3 separate regions of the Homo sapiens genome follow, and regions 1 and 3 are each linked to region 2. The links are chromatin loops, found by intact Hi-C in ENCODE. Cell type or tissue: CD4-positive, alpha-beta T cell. All regions are shown on one strand. Links, peaks and the distances in the headings refer to the core of each region. The heading gives the core; the rest is flanking DNA. Region 1 has its middle 21 kb from the start of VDAC1. Region 2 has its middle 63 kb from the start of PPP2CA-DT. Region 3 overlaps FSTL4 (follistatin like 4).

What was found. Peaks named below come from ENCODE experiments on the same cell type or tissue, not always from the same donor. Only the 100,000 strongest peaks of a DNase experiment are listed, where the experiment ranks them.
Region 1: a loop joins it to region 2, with 10 times the contacts of the local background. A loop is called at or near these places in 27 of 110 quality-filtered maps.
Region 3: it touches region 2 in a loop (13-fold over the local background); 2 of 110 quality-filtered maps call a loop at or near these places.

Annotation. Positions count from the first base shown.
Region 1 is chr5:134,023,115-134,029,141 of GRCh38, forward strand. It overlaps a transcript of VDAC1 not described here. Among named protein-coding and RNA genes, the nearest start is that of VDAC1, 21 kb to the left of the region's middle. In CD4-positive, alpha-beta T cell, for the core only: a CTCF peak has its summit at 3,664; a DNase peak (open chromatin) is centred at 3,637.
Region 2 is chr5:134,286,287-134,293,519 of GRCh38, forward strand. It overlaps a transcript of CDKL3 not described here. Among named protein-coding and RNA genes, the nearest start is that of PPP2CA-DT, 63 kb to the left of the region's middle. In CD4-positive, alpha-beta T cell, for the core only: CTCF peaks have their summits at 3,435 (motif pointing left) and 3,637; a DNase peak (open chromatin) is centred at 3,415.
Region 3 is chr5:133,419,709-133,426,941 of GRCh38, forward strand. All of the region lies in intron 3 of FSTL4 (follistatin like 4), which reads right to left. Among named protein-coding and RNA genes, the nearest start is that of MIR1289-2, 4.4 kb to the right of the region's middle. RefSeq lists enhancers at 4,009-4,058, 4,149-4,443. In CD4-positive, alpha-beta T cell, for the core only: CTCF peaks have their summits at 4,276 (motif pointing right) and 4,481; a DNase peak (open chromatin) is centred at 4,273.

The DNA of each region.
Region 1 (6,027 bases), core at 1,028-6,027, 260 kb before region 2:
ACATATACACCATGGAGTAACTATGCAGCCATAAAAAAGAATGAGTTCATGTCCTTTGCAGGGACATGGATGAAGGTGGAAGCCATCATTCTCAGCAAACTAACACAGGAACAGAAAACCAAACACCGAATGTTCTCACTCATAAGTGGGAGTTGAACAATAGGAACACATGGACACAGGGAGGGGAACATCACACACTGGGGTCTGTCGGGGGGCAAGGGGAGGGAGAGCATTAGGACAAATACCTAATGCATACCGGGCTTAAAACCTGGATGACATGTTGATAGGTGCAGCAAACCACCATGGCACACGTATACCTATGTAACAAACCTACATGTTCTGCACATGTATCCCAGAACTTAAAGTAAAAAAAAAAAAAAAAGACAACCCTCTTCTGGGCCCCCTCTCCATGGCAGATAAATAAATATGTAATTATGGATTTTGATAAGTGCTTTGGAAGAAACGTTCTTCGGAACATTCATTCATTCAACAAATATTTATTGAGCTCCTACCATGGGCCAGGCCCTCTTCTAGGTGTTGGAGACTCAGGAATGCACAAAATAAATGTGGTTCCTCCCCTCTTGGCACTTACTGTCTAGGGGGCAAGACTGACAGCAAAAAGAGTATGATGGCAAGTGTTGATAAGGCAGAGTGGGCATAAGGGATGAGGGCTACTCAAGACTGTCACGGAAGGCCTCTCCAAAGAGGTGACTTATAAGCAGAAATTAATGAAGTGGGCTGGGCACAGTGGCTCATGCCTGTAATCCCAGCACTTTGGGAGGGCAAGGTAGGCAGATCACCTGAGGTCAGGAGTTTGAGACCAGCCTGGCCAACATGGCGAAACCCCATCTCCACTAAAAATACAAAAAAAAAAAAAAAATTAGCCAGGCATGGTGATGCACACCTGTAATCCCAGCTACTCAGCAGACTGAGGCAGGAGAATGGCTTGAACCAGGAGGCAGAGGTTGCAGTGAGCTGAGATCATGCCACTGCACTCCAGCCTAGGCAACAGAGGAAGACTCCATCTCCAGAGGAAAAAAAAAAAGAATGAAGTGAGCAAGTATTTCATGGAGAGCCCTGACCTGACTTGAAGAAGGTGGGCATGGTGGATTGCCTGCAAAACTGGTGGCCAGGCCGGGTGCGGTCACTCACACCTATAATCCCAGCATTTTGGGAGGCCGAGGAGGGCAGTCACTTGAGGTCAGGAGTTTGAGAGCAGCCTGGTCAACATGGTGAAACCCTGTCTCTACCAAAAAATACAAAAATTAGCCAGGTGTGGTGGTGGGCACCTGTAGTCCCAGCTACTTGGGAGGCCGAAGCAGGAGAATTGCTTGAACCTAGGAGGCAGAGGTTGCAGTGAGCCGAGCTTGCACCACTGCACTCCAGCCTGGGCGAGAGAGTGAGACCCTGTCTCAAAAAAAAAAAGAAAAAAAAAAAAACCTGGCTAATTCCTCCCAACCACTTCTCTCATCAAGAGATAGAAACTTAAAAAAAAAAAAAGAGTAAATAAATAAAATGACTGCAGCAAAATAAAAATTTTTTAAGAGCTGGAGTCTACTCACCTCACATTTCACTGGGCAGCTGTGCTGCCCTCAGAGCTTGCTCTAACCAGTGGAATGTGGTTGCAGGAACACTGTGCCAGTGCTAGGCCTGGACCTTAGAAGCCAGGTAGATTCTGTTCTCTGCTCTTATAGCCCAGACCCACACTGGTAGTAAGAAGTCCAATTATTCTGCTGGAGAGAGAGGCTCAGCTGCCTCTGCACCCACTCCCCTACCCCCTAGCCAGCTGAGCTACCATACACGTGAGTGAAGCCATCTAGAAGATTCCAGCCCTGGCCAAGCTCCCAGCTGAAGGCAGCCACATGCATGGCCCCAGCCAACACCACATGGAGCAGCATGGTGAAGCCAAGCCACTGCCCTGTCCCAGGCGTGGGATGAGGGAGGCTGTGTTAGTCCATTTTGGTGTTGCCATAAAGAAATACCTGAGGGTGGGCAATTTATAAAGAAAAGATCTTTAATTGGCTCACAGTCTGCAGGCAGTACAGGAAGCATGATGCCAGCATCTGCTTCTGGCATGGCCCTCAGGAAGCTTCCACTCATGGCAGAAGGTGAAGGGGGACCAGGCACGTCACATGGCGAAAGAGGGAGCATGGGGTTGGGAGGAGGTTGTGGTCTCTTTTAAGCAATCAGATCTCATGATAACTCTTTACCATAGGGAGGGCACCAAGCCATTCATCATTCATAAGAGGTTCACCCCCATGAGTCAAACACCTCCCACCAGGCCCCACCTCCAACACTGGGACTCGCACGTCAACATAAGATTCGGAAGGGACAAATATCTAGACCATATCAGAGGCTCAAATTGAGGTGAGGGCAGCAGTAGGGGTGGGGGAAATGGATGAATTGGACTTATTTAGGAAGTAGAGCCAGTAGGATTCAGTGATGGAGGTGATGTTTCCCTCTCTCCCTCTCTCTTATTTATTTATTTATTTTTATTTGAGTTCTCACTCTGTCACCCAGGCTGGAGTGCAGTGGCGCAATCTCTGCTCACTGCAACCTCAAACTCCTGGGCTCAAGCAATCCTCCCACCTCAGCCTCCCGACTAGCTGGGACTACAGGTGCACACCACCATGCCCAGCTAAGTTTCTTTTCATTTTTTTTCATAGAAATAGGGTCTCACTATTTTACCTAGGCTGGTCTTGAACTCCTGGCCTCAAGCGATCCTCCCACCTCAGCCTCCCAAATGGAGGTGATGTTTCTAGCTGTGGAACTCAGGGTCTGGCCCAGCCTCTACTGGGTTGGAGGAGGGGCAGGTTTAGGGAAAGATGTGAGTTTGGATTGCCATGGGCAGTGCCAACCTTCTGCCTTTTCCACCGAGCCTGGCCTGGGGGAGGGAGTTGCCTGGAATCACCACCAGTCTGGCCACGGGGAGTCATTGCCGGGCAAGCAGCTAGACATGATTCCAACCCTCACACTCCCTGCCCTCATGCAAATCCGAACATCCAAGCCCTGAATTAGAGAGATTCTAAGGGAGAGGGATCTCTGCATCTGCAGGAAAAGGGAGAGGGAAATAAACAAAGTTGGCCCAACTTTTTTTAAACATCACTAAATGGCTGGGTGTGGTGGCTCACGCCTGTAATCCCAGCACTTTGGGAGGCCGAGGTGGGCAGATCACGAGGTCAGAAGATCAAGACCATCCTGGCTAACCGTCTAACACGGTGAAACCCTGTCTCTACTGAAAATACAAAAAATTAGCCAGGCGTGGTGGCGGGCGCCTGTAGTCTCAGCTACTCGGGAGGCTGAGGCAGGAGAATGGCGTGAACCCGGGAGGTGGAGCTTGCAGTGAGCCAAGATCACGCCACTGCACTCCAGCCTGGGTGACAGAGCGAGACTCCGTCTCAGAAAAAAAAAAAAAAAAAAAAAAACACTAAACATTTGATCAAAATGATAGAAAAATGTCCCATCCCCACTGACTCCCCTGGCTGCCACACACCCTAGCTGGCCTTATTTGCGGCTTCCCTGGCCCAGTCTTAGAGCCAGGGCTTTACCAGCCAAGCCAGCTGCATTCCACCTGGCAGGCAAGTTGCCTCCCTGTGGACTGGAGCTTAATGAGCCATGGGTGCACTCCCACCTACTCACCAACAAGTGGCAGCACTCTCCAAGCCCGTCACCCCAAGCCTGCATGGATCTGCACAAAGGTAAATTCTCAAGACAGATTTTCCCCTGTGTGAAACTGGCATCAGATTCCCTCATTTACAGATGTGGAAACTGAGGCTGCTGAAGAAATGCTTCTAAGCCTGAGCTGCAAAGATTTCATTCCCACTAGAGCGTTAGGCTGGTTTTCTGACCCAGTTCCAAGGGCAACCTGGCCCTGGACTCCCAGGGGCATTTGACAATATCTGGAGATGTTTTTAACTTCACAGCTTTGGGGAAGAGGTGTTGCTACTGGCACCTGCCAGGTGGTGGCCAGGGGTGATGCTAAGCATCTTACACAGGACAGGCCCCAACCCCGCCCTATAAAGAAATGTCTAGCCCAGGATATCAACAGTGATGAGGTTGAGAAACACTGATTCAATCAGATTCTCAAGAGTCAATGGCCTGCAAAGTGCTGAGACGTCCCTGGATCAGGGGCCCCTGGATAGGATGATCCCAGCCCTCCTCCCTCTCCCGCCCCATCAGCAGCCATGAGAGGGGCTCCCGTTGCCTCCTTCACCTGCAGGTCTCCCTCAGACCCACTGCTTCATGACCAGTTCCCGAGCAGCAAGGTGTGCAGGCGCTGTGCCGGGCCCTGGAGAGAACATGGGGGACAAGAGAGCGACAGCCCCTCCCTGCCTTCCTTCCAGCAGCTCAGGCTGCAGGGAGAGACAAAGTATTTGCAAATGTGACAAGTGCCAGGGTGGGACAAAAAAGGGACTGAGACACAGAATAATACAGAGGGGACCAACTTAAACAAAGAAGATTGGAAAAGCCTCTGAAAAGGTGACTGCTGAGCTAAGGTCTGAAGAACGAGCCACCCACATTAATTGAAAAGACAACACAACCAACACTAACTTTCATTTGTTTCAATTACCCGTGATCTTCTCCCTGCCCACCTACCATGACTGCAACTCTGTTATTTTTGGTATAATAAATTCATTTCCAGATCTTGCCTACTTTTTTTTTTTTTTTTTTTTGAGATGGAGTCTCGCTCTTGTCACCCGGGCTGGAGTGCAGTGGTGTGATCTCGGCTCACTGCAACCTCCGCCTCTCAGGTTCAAGCGATTCTCCTGCCTCAGTCTCCCAAGTAGCTGGGATTACAGGCGCCCACCACCATACCCTGCTAATTTTTGTATTTTTAGTACAGACAGGGTTTCACCATGTTGACCAGGCTGCTCTCAAACTCCTGACCTCAGGTGATCTGCCTGCCTTGGCCTCCCAAAGTGCTGAGATTACAGGCATGAGCCACTGTGCCTGGCCATGTCCAGGTATTTCTATAGCATTTTAGCCATCCTTTGAGTGTGTGTATACATTTATATATTTATTTATTTATTTATTTAGAGACAGAGTCTCACTCTGTTGCCCAGGCTGGAGTGCAGTGGTGCCATCTCGGCTCACTGCAACCTCCACCTTCCAGGTTCAAGCAATTCTCCTGCCCCCACCTCCCAAGTAGCTGGGAGTACAGGGACCCGCCACCATGCCTGGCTAATTTTTGTCTTTTTAGTAGGGACAGGGTTTCACCATGTTGGCCAGGCTGGTCTCGAACTCCTGACCTCAGGTGATTCGCCTGCCTTGGCCTCCCAAAGTGCTGGGATTACAGGTGTGAGCCACTGCACCCTGCCCTGAGTGTGTATTTTGTATTGTGAGTTTTTTCTTCCATGTTGCTATGTAGGCTTGGTGATCATCATTTATAACAGTGTTCAATGTTTCATTGCACTGAGGATTTTCTAAATGGTTCTCTAACTGTTGTTCATTTCTTCTGTGGGAGGGAACATCCAGTCATCTAACAATGCTCAGCTCACTAATTCCTCTGGCCTGGCATTGCTCTTCCTCCTCCTTCCCTCCCGTGAATGCCTCCTGAGGTAGGTGGGATGACCGTCATTTCACAGTGGGAAGGGACCTTGCGGCCAGCCAAACCACTGGTAGGCAAATGTGACTGTACATCAGGGATCATTGATCCCTCAGCCAAGTACAGATTCCTAGGCCCTGTATCATCTGCCCAATCAGATGGGACAGTATGGAAGGTTTAAAATATGTCCACATATTCTTTGACAATCCTCCCTTCAGAAGGCAGTTGCTAATTCCCCTGTCCTTGAATGTGGACCACAGCACTCTCCTGGATCCCTCATCCTAGGAAAAGATGGCGGCCATGTCATAAGGACACTCAAGCAGCCCTGGAAGAGGCCCATGTTGGGTGGAACTGAGCCCTCCTAGCAGCAGTAGGGTGACCAATCGTTCTGGTTTGTCTAGGACAGTTCCAGTTTTCACACTGAAAGTCCCACATCCTAGGGAACCTCTTAGTCCTAGGCAAACAGAAGTGGGTGCCCATCT
Region 2 (7,233 bases), core at 902-5,901:
CCTCATCTCTATCTGAGACCACCTCAGCTTGGATTTTATTGTCCATATCATGATCAAGCTTCTGGTCAAAGCCATTCAACAAGTCTCTAGAAAGTTCCAAACTTTCCCACATTTTCCTGTCTTCTTCTGAGCTCTCCAAACTGTTCAAACCTCTGCCTGTTACCCAGTTCCAAAGTTGCTTCCACATTTTTGGGTATCTTTTCAGCAATGCCCCACTCTACTGGTACCAATTCACTGTATTGGTCTGTCTTCATGCCGCTGATAAAGACGTACCTGAGACGGGACAATTTACAAAAGAAAGAGGTTTATTAGACTTACAGTTCCACATGGCTGGGGAGGCTTCACAATCATGGTGGAAGGCAAGGAACAGCAAGTCATGTCTTACATGGATGGCAGCATGCAAAAAGAGAGGGAGCTTGTGCAGGAAAACTCCCCCTTGTAATAACCATCAGATCTCATGAGACTTACTATTATGAGAACAGCACAGGAAAGACCTGCCCCCATGATTCAATTACCTCCCACCAGGTCCCTCCTACAACACGTGGGAATTCAAGATGAGATTTGTGTGGGGACACAGCCAAACCCTATCAGTAAGGCTGAAGAAACAGCAAAATGATAAAGTGGAAACATTTAGCAAACATATAGAGACTGTAGCTTCAGGTAAATGTCTGTGGAAGAACTACAAATTTTGGAGAAATACCCTCAGAGGTGGTAGCCAAGCTATAAGAGTAACATACTTCTCTCAAGGAACAGGGAAGAGTGGAGGCCTTAAGAACTGCCAGGGAAACAGGTAGGAAGAAAAATTATCAGTAGAACAGAAAAGCACTTAGAATTAAGAAGAAAATGATGACATGTGACAAAAAAGAAGGCGCGCTTTGAGGAGGAAAAGATGATTCATAGTGTGAAATGTGACACAAAGATCAGGAAAAATAAGGATTTTTTAAAAGTCACTGAATTTGACAATTAGGTGATAACTGGTGCCCATCAAAAGCAAGTTTTTATTACTCTGGTGAAAACAGAACCCTGACTCAATTATTTAATGGATCGAATTTTAATTTTATTCTTCAAGGGGTGTTAAACACAAGAGAGTGTTCCCTATCCTTGTGACTCTATTCTGTGTTCCTTCTTCCAAAGGAAAGGTAATGAGTGCCACACAGCAGCAACCCACTGAGCAACCAGTTGTATCCCCTTTCACTTATGACAACTTCACGTGGTCAAAGGACTTAGAGCCAAGACTCCCAATCATCACATGGATGCTACCCAACAGATTTCAAGACCTAGCCAATTGATTGCCAATTCAGCTGCCCCTGCCACTGCCATTGCCATAACCTACTTGTTTGCATGAGTTTTGGTGGCTATGGAGAACCAAATAGGAGCAATCCTATCAGCAGAGGCATATTTATTGAAAGCCAATGTAGTCCCTCACTTGCACAGGCTGCACCCAAAGCCATGGAAACAGCCCTTCTAATTTTGCCTTTGAAATTTTGTGTTTCCTCCTCAAAAAGAGCCCTCATTTAAAAGTATCAGCTTCCATAAAACCTGGATCTGCCTAAATTAACCAGTAACTCATCTTCTCGACACCTTACCACAGCTATGTTTGTAACTTTACTTTTTTTTTTTTTTTTGAAATGGCGTTTCACCCTTGTTGCCCAGGCTAGAGTGCAATGGTGCAATCTCAGCTCACCACAACCTCTGCCTCCCAGGTTCAAGTGATTCTCCTGCCTCAGCCTCCCGAGTAGCTGGGATTACAGACATGTGCCACCACACCCAGCTAATTTTGTATTTTTAGTACAGATGGGGTTTCTCCATGTTGGTCAGGGTGGTCTCGAACTCCTGACCTCAGGTGATCTGCCCGCCTTGGCCTCCCAAAGTGCTGGGATTATAGGCATGAGCCACCAAGCCTGGCCTGTAACTTTACTTTTAAAACTCCACTAACACTCAAAAACTCTGAGAAAATCCAATGTAACCCCAAATGATAAAAGTTGGAAAGTGTTGAGCTAAACTTGCTTTTCTCAGGGTGGAAAAGAATTACAGTACTAGTATCTCTTTTTTGACATGGTACAACTCTAACTGGGTCTCCAGAGATTAATTTTCTTCCAAACCACAATAGCGGACACATTATACAGCTCTCTTTTAAAACTGTAAATGCCATGTTTTTTCTTGTATTTAATGAAACACTTTATGCCTGCAGAACAGATAACTCATGCCAACTTTATGTCTAAATAAATGGTGACCAGTGCACAGATACCCTAGGAGTTTCACAGGCAGTATGCAACAAGAGTAGAGGACACTTTCAGACCTAATTTATTCCCAAAGGGAATTAAGTCAGGATAAACTCAGATAACTCGCATAACAAAACTTAAAGACCATAATTCTTCATCCTTGAAGAAGACACAGAGACCCAGTGAACTACTAAATTTCATCACTACAAACCCACTGTGTCCTGTGTGTGTTAAACCTTGAGTCCTCACAATATCTCTAGGATAAGCTATTTTGTCCCCATTATCCAGCTGGGAAAACTGAGGCAGCAAAGCACCAAACAGGTTTCCAATGAAGAGGTGATAAAAGCATCTGCCTTCTAACTCAGGTAATCTGATACTAATCTGGACTCTCATAATATGTGACTTTAAATAAAAATGGAATGTTTGTTCAATAAACTTTTTTTTTTTTTAAAGAACCAGCCTGGCCAATATAGTGAGGCCCTGTCTGTATGAAAAATTTAAAAATGAGCCCAGCATGGTGGTGAACACCTGTACTCCCAACTATTCAGGAGGCTGAGGCAAGAGGATTGCTTGAGCCCAGGAATTTGAGGCTGCAGTAAGTTATGATCATGTTACTGTAGTTCAGCCTAGACAGCAGAGCAAGACCCTGTCTCATAAAAAAAAAAAAAAAAAAAAAGGAAAGAAAAAGAAAAGAAAAAATCCCCAGGAGTTTGCAGGTACACTTTCAATAAATATTCTGATACCATCACATTTTCTGTTTGAAGAATAGAGAGAAATTAAAGAAACCAATTTTCCAAACTCAACAACAATCCAAGGAATCCAACAATATTGATGGCAGAATTATTATATAATAAATCCTGTTGTTAAAGTAATTTCATGAGGCATCAGATGCTTTTAACATTATAATAATACTGTTCAATGTAATAATGAGTAGCCACAAAGAAATTACTCAGAGATGCCCAAGAGTAAATGTTGCCTGAAATGTGTATAATCTAGGTCTTGGTTTGAAATGTCCTGAGACTTTGGAGGAAACCAAATTCCTAGCTTGCACTTTTGTTGCATTTCTCATCTAGGGGATTTAGACCAAAAAGCACAGCTGTATTAGCACCCCATCTTCATACATTAGTTCGTCCAACAGGAGACCAAATGGCTTGTCCTCTGTTAGGGTCAGAGGGTGACTCCAGCTCTTGAAAATGCTGGACTGTGGGCTCCCTCTGGAGGAGACTATGATAATCTGACTTCGAAGAGAATTTCAGGATCATCCTCACTCTCTTGAGCAAGAGGGGCATACAGACCATGTAACAGCTACTGGAAACAATCAATACAAAGTACTGTTATCCAGAAAATGAAATTAATACTAACATGATACACAGTGCATATTCTACCCCACCGGTAAAATTATATTTCATTCTTCTGTTTTTTTTCCTCAAGTGACTTACTATGTGGAGTGCTTAATAAATCCATTCATTCGTCACAGAGCAAATGTTAATGTGTGCCAATATATGTTATGCATTGTTCTAAGCATGGAGAATACAGCAGTGAACAAGACGTTAAAACTTTGCCTTGGCCAGGCGCAGTGGCTCACACCCGTAATCCCAGCACTTTGGGAGGCTGAGGCAGGCAAATCACAAGGTCAAGAAATCAAGACCCTCCTGGCCAACATGGTGAAACCCCATCTCTACTAAAAATACAAAAATTAGCTGGGCATGGTGGCACATGCCTGTAATCCCAGGTACTCGGGAGACTGAGGCAGGAGAATCTCTTGAACCAGGGAGTCGGGAAGTTGCAGTGAGCCGAGATTGCGCCACTGTACTACAGACTGGTGACAGAGTGAGACTCTGTCTCAAAAAAAAAAAAAAAAAAAAAAAAAGGGTTTGTCTTGAACTGGAAGGAGGTGAAGAAAGAAATCGTGTAGATGCATGAGGAAAGAGATTTTCTAGGCAAAGGAAACAGCAAGAGCAAAGTTTCTAAGGCAGAAGCATAACCATTGTGCTGCAGGAATTGCAAAGGGGCCAGTGGGCCTGGAACAGAATGAGCAATAGGGAGGAAAATAATCAATGGTGTCAAAGAAGGGGAGAGGCATACTGTGTAGGGCTGTGTAAGTTATTGTGATGTCTGTGGCTTTTACTCTGAGTGAAGTGGGAAGCCATGAGGGTTTTGGGCAGAGCAATGACATCATCTGATTTAAGTTTTTTTTTTTAATTTTTTTGTAGAGATGGGGTCTTGCTATATTGCCCAGGCTGATCTCAAACTCCTGGCCTCAAGGGATCCTCTTACCTCAGCCTCCCAAAGTGTTGGGATTATAAGTGTGAGCCACCACACACAATCTGACTTAAGTTTTATTAAGAACACCCAGGCAGTGCATTGAAACTGAAGAAACTGAAGAACAAGAAACTGAAGGTTGAACAGAGGTGAAGGCAGGAGATCAGTTAGGAGACTTCTACAAAATCCAGACAAGAGATGTTGTGAATAGCAGTGAAGGGGTATAAGGTGGTCAAATCCTGGAAATATTTTGAAAATAGAGCTGAAAGGATGATGTAGGGTATAAGAAAAAGAGAGGAGTTGAGGATTACTCCAAGATTTTTCTCTTGAGCAATTAGAAGAATGGAGTTACCCTTAACTAACATGCAGAAAACACTCAAGGAAGCATATGGAGTGAGGAAGAGATCAGGACTTTAATTTTGGATATGTTAAGTTTGAGATACCTATTATATATTTTAATATAGCTGTTGAATGGGTAATTGGAAATCTGAGTTTGGAGTTTGTGGGTGAAGTCCAGGCTGGAAGGAGAGATTTCAGAATCATCAGCATATAAATGGTATTCAAGGTTATGTGTCTGGATAAAATTACCTGGGGAGTATAGACAAAAAAGAGAAGAGGTCTAAGAAGTGAACCCAAATGTGTGAACTACGAAACATCATATCTCTTGCTTTCCCATTGTTTACAGATTCATCAAACTATTATTAAGAGAAACTAACCAGGCTGGGGACAGTGGCTTACGCCTGTAATCCCAGCACTCTGGGAGGCTGAGGCAGGCAGATAGATCACCTGAGGTCAGGAGTTCGAGACGAGCCTGGCCAATATGGTGAAACCTCGTCTCTACTAAAAATACAAAAGTAGCTGGGCATGGTGGCGTACACCTGTAATCTCAGCTACTTGGGAGGCTGAGACAGGAGAATCGCTTGAACCTGGGAGGCAGAGGTTGCAGTGAGCCAAGATCATGCCATTGCACTCCAGCCTGGGTGACAGAGCAAGACTCCATCTCAAAAAAAAAAAAAAGGAACTCTTTAACTGAGCTTCTAGTGATAGCCATGTTGGAGTAACACGTATCAGCTTTACCTTAAATAATAATAAAACTGTATAAAATATATAAAACAACTGTTTTCAGGCATGTGATAACAGGTAAGGGTGAATTTTATCAGGAATATTATAGCTCTAAATATATATGCAGCTAATAATAGAGCTTCAAAATACATAAAGCAACTGATGAAAAGAGCAACAGACAAATCCACGATTATAATTGAGGATTTCAACAGTCTTCCCTCAGCAATTGATTCAAAAAGTAAACTGAAAATCAGTAAAGATATGATATTTAAATGCACCATCAACCAACTTGACCTAATTGACATTTATGGAATGCTACACCCATTTTCAGCAGAATATACATTCTTCTCAAGCACAAATATTCACTAAGATAGACCATATGCTAGGATATTAAACAAGAATCAATGGATTTAGAAGGATTAACATAATATAGAGTATATTCTCTGACCACATTGAAATTGAATTAAAAATCAGTAACAGAAAGATATTTGGAACACCTCCAAATAGATGGTAATTAAAAACAGATTTCTAAATAAATGGATCAAATAAAAAATAAAAAAGAAAGTTGGGAAATACTTTCACTGATGATAGGATAACAACATTTAAATTTGTAGGAAGCAGCTATAAAAGGAAATTTAAAGTTTTAAATGCTCATATTAGAAAAGAAAGGTCTCAAATCAATGACCGCAGCCTCCACCTTCAGAAGCTAGAAAAAGAAGAGCAAATTAAAACCAAAATAAATAGAAAGAAGAAATAATAAATATAAGAACATAACTCAATAAAATAGAAAACAAACAATAGAAATAATAAAACAAAAAGCAGTTCTTTGAAAAGATTAGCAAAGTTGATAAACCTCTATCTAGACTTACTAATAAAAAAAAGGAAGAGAGAAAACACAAATTATCAATAACAGGAATGATAAAGGGAACATCACCATAGATCCACCAACTTAAAAATGATAACAAAGGAAAATATTAAACAATTTTATGTCAATACAACCAGCAACTTAGTTGGGATGAATCTATTCCTTGAAAGAAGCAAACAAATGGATACAAGGAAGAAAAGAAAATCTGAATATCTCTATTAAATAAATGTAAGGAAATTAAATTTGTATATTAAGATCCTTTCACAGTGAAAACTCCAGGCCCTGTTGGCCTCACTGCCAATTTCTTTTTTTTTTTTTTTTTTTTTTTTTTTTTTTTTTTGAGACGGAGTTTCACTCTTTTTGCCCAGGCTGGAGTGCAATGGCATGATCTTGGCTCACCACAACCTCTGCCTCCCAGGTTCAAGCAGTTCTCCTGCCTCAGCCTCCCAGGTAGCTGAGATTACAGGCATGCGCCACCACGCCCAGCTAATTTTGTATTTTTAGTAGGCACGGGGTTTCTCCATGTTGGTCAGGCTGGTCTCAAACTCCCAATGTCAGGTGATCTGCCCGCCTCGGCCTCCCAAAATGCTGGGATTACAGGTGTGAGCCACCACGCCTGGCCTCTCACTGCCAATTTCTAACAAACATTTAAGGAGGAAATAAAATCAATCCTACACAAATTCAGGAAATGGGGGAGTGCTGGGGGGCAGGAGAATACTTCCTAATTCATTTTATAAGCAACATTAACAAAGATAATAAAACTAGACAAGGACAATACAAGAAAAAAATGAACCAAAATCCTTCATTAATATAGATGCCAAA
Region 3 (7,233 bases), core at 1,231-6,230, 870 kb before region 2:
CAGCAGATTATGAATGTTCTGGTTCTCCCAGATCCTTGCCAACACTGGCTATGGTCAGTCTGCTAACTTTCAACCTGTTTAAATTTAGTGGCATATTACTAAATGCGTAGTGGTATATCACTGTGATTTCAATCTGTATTTCCTAATGACTGATGATCTTGAACATCTTTTTATGTGCTTATTTGCCACTCATAGGTATATATCCAAGAGAAATGAAAGACTATGCTCACAAAAGGACACATACAAAAATATTTATGGAAGTTTTATTCATAGTAGTTCCCAAATGGAAACGAACCTAATGTACATTAACAGGAATCACAAAACAAACTGTGATATAGTCATACAATAAAATACTACTTAGCAATAACAGGAACGAGCAATGGATTTTCCCAGCTACATGGATAAAACTCAGTGTTATATTGAGTTTGAGTCAAAGAAGCCACAAAGTTTCCTTACTGTATGGTTCCACTTACATAAAATTCAAAAATAGCTAAAACTAATCTACGATGCTAGAAATCAGAACAGTGCTTGCCTCTGTGAATGGGAGGGTTGACTAGAAAGATCATTTTCTAGGTTGATAGCAATGTTTTATATCTTGATTGAGTGATGGTATATACATGTGCTGAATATCATTGACAAAAATCTATGCATTTAATTGTATGTAAATTATACCTCAATTTTAAAATAATTCATATTCAGGTTTTACTTTTTGTTCAAACCACACTTGTGATTAAATAATCTCAAGTGGAAATTTAAGAAATCTTTTATTCCTCCCAAATCTTAACAAGCAATCCAGGGCTTCACACCTGTGCAGGCTGGCTGGCAGGGGCTCTGACCCACTCTAGGCTCTGAAGATGAAGGGGGCTCTCAGGCAGGGACTACTGTGCAAATTCCCTGACCTCAAATGATGGTGCCACCATAGCAGCAGGAGCAAGAGGACAACAGGGACCTGGTGTGGTCTGGAGCTGCTCAAACTGCAGAGATGCTTCTAACACAGGAGAGGGTCACACACCCATGCTGGTGGGCCCTCTGTTCATGGCTGCAGCCAGGGCTGGCCCACGGGTGCATGGCTGTAGAGTAATACAGGGTCCCACACTCAGAAGGGCCTTGAGCTTGGGGCTTACTGCTGGGGTTCTTGTCTTGAAATGCTTGCTGATCCTCTTTGAATTTGTGTTCTATACGAGAAGGGTGACGGGACAGTGGAGAATGTGCCAGGGCTTGCAGCCTCGGCTCATGTGTGGCCCTGACTCTCACCTCCTCCTCAGCATCCCAGGATGGCTCTCTGCTGCCTGCTTCTCACCCCTATCCCCTGGGTGGTCTCCCCCACTCACCCCTGCTGCTGCCTTCAACCTTGAACAGTGACCTGGTCACATTGAGGGAGGGAGCATTCTGCCATTGCCCTCCACCCCTGGCAGGGGCCTGGGTGTGGGTATGGGTGAGGCAATGGTTGGGCCCACACCACCAGGCATCTCAGGGCGGGGCAAGGGTATGGCTGTCACTGCCCAGGCTGATAGCACCATGGTGCATACAGTGGGCCTCTTGCTCACCTTCAAGTCAGGTTTTGAACACATCCTGGTACAGGGGTTGCAAGCTGTTGGATGTTGTCTGTCTGTAGAGGGTTGGGCAGTGGGCCCAAAGGAAACCCCTAGCTGAGGCTCTACATTTGCCTTCTGCAGTGGGTCCTACAAATTATGTGGCCAGTTCTGGCTACAGCCACTGTCGGGGGACTCCCCTGCCTGCTGTCTGTATACTTTCCCTTGCATGATCCCAGGCCCGACAGCTGAGCATATGGGATAAGAGTTTCCCCATTCGCTGAGCTCTTCGCTTGCCCTTGTGGTGTGCATTCCACGGGGTGGCCATTGCCCTAACGGTGGGTAACACTAGCAAGCTGGTCCAGGAGGGGGAGCCATTTCCAACGCCTTATGTGCTGTCTTCAGAAATGATCTCTAAGTGCTGCTCTCAGGAGGATAACAAGTGAGCCCATCCCGCCACCTTGAATGACAGCCCATAGGACACAAAGATTGGCAGCAAGCTGCTTTGGGTGGGCATCATGCTCACTCATTCATTCATTCATTCATTCAGATACCTATTGAGTGTGTGCCAGGCCATATTCTAAGTGCTAGAGATATAGCAGTGAACAAAACATACAAAAATCCCTGCCTTTATGGAGCTTATATTTGAGTGGAGGAGACAGGCGGGAAGTGATAAGTACCATGAAGAAAAAGAAAACTAAAAAAGGAGATGAGGAGTGAAGGGACAAGGGATATTTAGATAAGGTGGTCAGGGAGGGCTTCTTGGAGGAGGCAGCCTTTCAGCATGGAGTGAGGGAACAAGCTGAAGAGGATCAGAGTCCAGACCGAGTGCCAAGTCCCTCGGGTGGGAGTGAATTTGATGTTTTCAAGGAAGAGCAAGAAGGATGATTGGGATGAAGGAGAGAAGAAGGACGTGGGCAAAGATGGGGTTAGAGGCGAGTTGGGGACAGAGCAGCAGGGCTGGGTGGGGAGCTCTGGCTGTGTCCTAAGTGTAGTAACAAGCCACTGGTGGATTTTAAGCAGGAGAGTGGTACGATATGATCTATGTTCTTTCAAATGCATGCTGGCTGCTGGGTGGAGGATTGACAGAAATGTGGCAAAAGGAGAAGCAGGGAGGCAGCCTAGGTCTGAGCAAGAGAGCCGGGCCTGGACTGGGGGGCACTGAGGAAGAGCGGAGGGCTTGGTGAGACAGTGGAGGGTAGTGTGAGTGAAGGAGGCGGGGTAAGAAGGACTGTGTAGGTTTGCAGCTGAACAATGAGGAGGATGCTGTTTACCGTTTACTAAAAGGGGGAAAACGTGTCAAGACCAGGTTTGGAAGGAAAAAAAAAAATCAAAGAATTTGTTCTAACTACTTTAAGAATGGGATGGCTATTACGTGTCTAAGTGGGGAAAATCAAGGAGGGAGGTGTCCCTGGAGATGTAGAAATGGAAGATTTTAAAGTCATGGGACTAGAAGACATCACCTAGGGAATGAGAGTAAATAGAAAACAGTGTCATCCTACACAAATTACTCTTAGACAATTATCGAGCATGGTAATTTGTGAAATTTAACAATTCTATCTCTACATTAGGAAAGGTGTGTTTGACTTGAAAATATGTGTTTAATTGGGTCATTCAGACCACTTCAAAACTCTTGCCACGTTTATTTCATTTTTCCTTTATGGCTGCAAGTTGTAATGTCTTAGAAACAACACCCAAGCCCCTCTGGGCTGAAGTGATTGTTCTGATGAATGAGGCTTTCTGTCTTCTGAGAGAATGAGGCTAAATGAACAAGAAACAGGTCAGTGCTGTGCAGGCTCTGAACGGCCGAGCTCTAGTTTTGAAGTTTCATTTGTACAGTTGCTGCCTGGGGGAAATGGAAAGAAAAAGAAAAGATCCCCTGGTATTTCTGTCACAACAGGTTGGAGCTGGCCCGCTGGCTTTGTTCTTGGACTGCACGAATGAATGGGCGGCTTGTTTCCTGGCCCCTTTTGACTGCTCTGCACTGCTCACCTGGATGAGGCGCAGTCCTGAACTGGGGTCTTGGGACATTTCCAGCATTCGTTGACATCAGCAGAAACTTCAGTCCTAAATGCATCCAGGCGGTACCTCGTGCTGTCCTGTCTGCCAGCTAGGAGCTGGAGAAGGCCCATCCTCCCTCTGCCTTGCTCTCTTGGGTCCTTCCTGCCCTCCTTCCAAGAGCCTTTCACAGCACTCTCTGTGGAAGAGGCCCTCAGCCTCCCTCCTGGAACCTCAGCGGGCAGGGCTGCCCAATTCTGCTGCTATGTGAGGAGTTAGCCCCTGCTACAGGAGCGACAGAGTGCATGGGGTGACAGTAGTAAAGGCACAAAGGTGGCTGTGGTCATCGAGGGGTGGTGGGGATGATGGCGGTGAGGCGGTGGTGATGGCTAACGGTGGTGGAGGCAATGGTAGTGGTGACGGCAGGGATGGTGGTGGTTGATGGCAGTAAGGATGGCGATCGGGGTGGTGACGATAGACGTAGTTAGAAACAGCTCATTTTCTTCCCCTCTGAGAATGAGTACAGACAAATGACTCATGACTGAGGCCACGGGACTGCTCTCTGCACAGAGCAGGAAGAAGACATACATAACTGAGTATAACTTTGTCACAACGGAGTACTCGGTGGTGCACAAGACTGGGTGTGCACGTGCCAGGACAAGTCCCTCGGTGCACACAGCGCACGTGAGCTGGAGCCCAGCATGGAGCTGAGGAACAGCGCTGGGGTCCCGGCGGTTCACCAGCTTACCACCAGGTGTCGCTGTGTGCACGAGGGCAAAGGGCACCCGCAGACCAGCAGGGCCGAGCCGGGCTCTGCAGAATCGGACTGGGCTCCCTGTGGGGAGACCACATTCTGTCTGACGCCAGCAGAAGAAGTGCCTGTCCCCAAGATTTCAGGGGACACCTCAGACCCGAGTCATGCAGCAGCTCCGAGGCAGGTGGTGCCCCTGAACTTTCTAGCCGTTCAAAGTCAGTGCACATCCAAGCGTTTGCTGAGTGATTCTGCTGCGCGGGTAACCACCCAGACCCGTGAACAGTGCAGGAGGCCAGTTCGGAAGTTATCATGAGATGATCACCCAGTGTGATGGAAGCATCTCCTGGGACCGGCTGACAATTTGGGAAGTTTACAGAGCACTTGAGAGAGACACAACCCGAGGGGACTGTTTTGGAGATGGGAGATAAAAGGAGATGATATTTGTATTCAATACCTTAGAGACAGGAAATGACATGTTTTGTGAGCTTTGCATTTCCGAGCAGTCTCTCAGATGATGGTCTTTAGAATGTCCAGGGGCACCTGGGTTCTCTACGACTTCCCTGGTTGTGCTGTCCCACGGCGTCTCCAGGTTGGTGACACTCAAGCACTACAGGAATACGTGATGGTGTCCTCTGAGAGGCACTATGGCACATCTCAGGCCAAGGGAAGGCTGGTCTGGACAGGGAAGCTGGCAGTGACCATGTGGTCACTAGGCAGCATTCCCATAGCTGGGCTCACTTCTAAATACCACGTAAAGGAGAGAGTACTGGCTTTGGAGTCTAACGATCTTGAGATCTTGAGTCTAATTCTCCCATCTGGAAAATGGGAGAATAAGCCTTTCCCTGAAGCCCATAGAGAGAAGCACATGCCATAGTGAAATGTAAGGCACTTAGCATGGTTCCTGGTGCACAGTGGGTGCAGAAAATGCTAGGCCTTTCCTCCCTTCCCATCAAATAGATAACCTAATCAAAAGAAAATCTGTAAAAACAAAACAAAAGATATAGCAACATTTCTTATGCGCATCAGACTGGGTCTAACTATTAGACTGTGGATTAATCTATTTCAAGTGAGTATTGATAGAAAAGATCTACGGGCTCACATGTATTGCACATTTATTATGTTCCAGACACCATAAGGACTTGATGTAGATTTTGTTACAGATTTTTGACAACACTTTATTATAAAGTTTTTAGTTTGTAAATCTTTTTAACATTAAGATTTCTTCAAAGTGACCTAAAAAAAAAGGTACCTTAGCTAAGTCCGAGGTTTGTCTTAAGAGCTGCTCTCAAGCTGTTTGAATGGCCTGTCCCAGCCTGGTCTTGTCTCCCAGCAGGAGACCCAGAGCAAGTCAGCTAGAGGCTGGCAGAGATAATGCCATCCCCAGGTGGCAAAGCTGTTAACCGCGCATCGCCAAACCCTCCAGGCCTGAGGTTTAACAATGCCCCACAGCAGGAGTTGTGCTGAGATATTAAGAAAGAGACAAAAGGGAAAGCTATGTCGAATGTGAGTTCAAATTGTTCAGCAGAAAACCTGGAAAAGTAATTAGCAGACTCTTGTGAGGAAAGAATTAATGCCCAACTGACCTCCCAAGACTCTGTAATATCTGAATTTCCACTGTTGGATATTCATTTCTTTGAATAGCCCTTCTGGGTTCCTCTCTGAAACTCTACATTTGAACTTTAAAGTTAAAGCATTAATTAATTAATTCACTCATTGAATAATTCTGTGTTCCTACTGTGGGTGAGATGCTAGGTCCTGGGACACAGCAGAGAATAAGGGAGATATGGATCCTGCCCTCAAAGCTTATGATCCAGTTTCTGGCTGTCAAGTGTAGCCGTGTGGTTTGTCCACTGCACGATAAGCCAAGTGGCGGAAGAAATCCAGAAGCTGGCTGGGTCCAAAGGGAGAACAGGGACATAGGATAAAGAGCCTGCATTTGAAGTTAGGGTGAGGAGAAGGGAAGCAGGAATGACGTGGGGGGCTCTAGTCTTCCTGTCTAAGTGCTGGGGACCCCCCCTGAGCAAGACCCTTCTCTCTTGGCCTTGGTCTTCTCTTCTTCCACATATGGGGAGCTGGAAGTGGACCAGTCTTGACTTCCTCTGTAGCTTTCACCTTCCTCATTGCCCCAACATCCCTGAGAGTGTGCCTTTGATCTCAAAAGAAGTCATCTTTCCCAGTTAGGAATTTTTAAAGCACAGAGTGTGCTAGCAGAAGACAGAGTGTTGTCCTTCAAGCCTGACCAAAGGAAAGTCTTTGCCATGAAGGGAGGACACAGGGAGCAAAGGATAGCCGGGAGTCTGGGGAGGTGAGAGGGGGAGACCTGCCTCCGTGGCTCTCCTGGGCTGTGCTGACCCGCAGGACCAGTGGCTTGGGTCTCCTGCATAATGAGCCCATGTCACTTCATGGGGGTTCTGGGCAGATGAATAGCGCTGCCCTGCCCCCTCCGCACTCCCTAATTGGAGAATGTCATGAAGTTGGTCTCCAGACAGAGATCATTAGGAAGAGACTAACAATTCTGATCCCTCATAACGGAGCTCTCATGGCCAATTAGCAGCAGAGGAAACTGAACTGTACCGTGGGTTGGGGAATGATCAATGCCGGCATTGTGCATTCTGGCAGGGTGGATCACTGGGTGGCTGGGGAGTGGAGGCAAAAGTAGTAGAAGCGGTGGCAATGGGGGCTATGGAGGAGCAATCTCTGGCTGGAGGCACAAGCCTCAGTCCTGTTATTTCCCAGGGAGACAGTCAGCCAGTTCTGCTTTAATAATGCACTGATAGAAGCTCCAGTTCCCTTCTTTAGTTTAGCAAACACCACTGCTACTGCAATCCAGAACCCAAACCAGGCTAAAATGTTTCCTTTTTCCGAAAGTCAGCACAAGTTCTGGGAGGAGTAAGCTGAGATTTCAGGTTCTAAAACAACCTAAATCTCAGCATGTCTTATGTTCTCAGT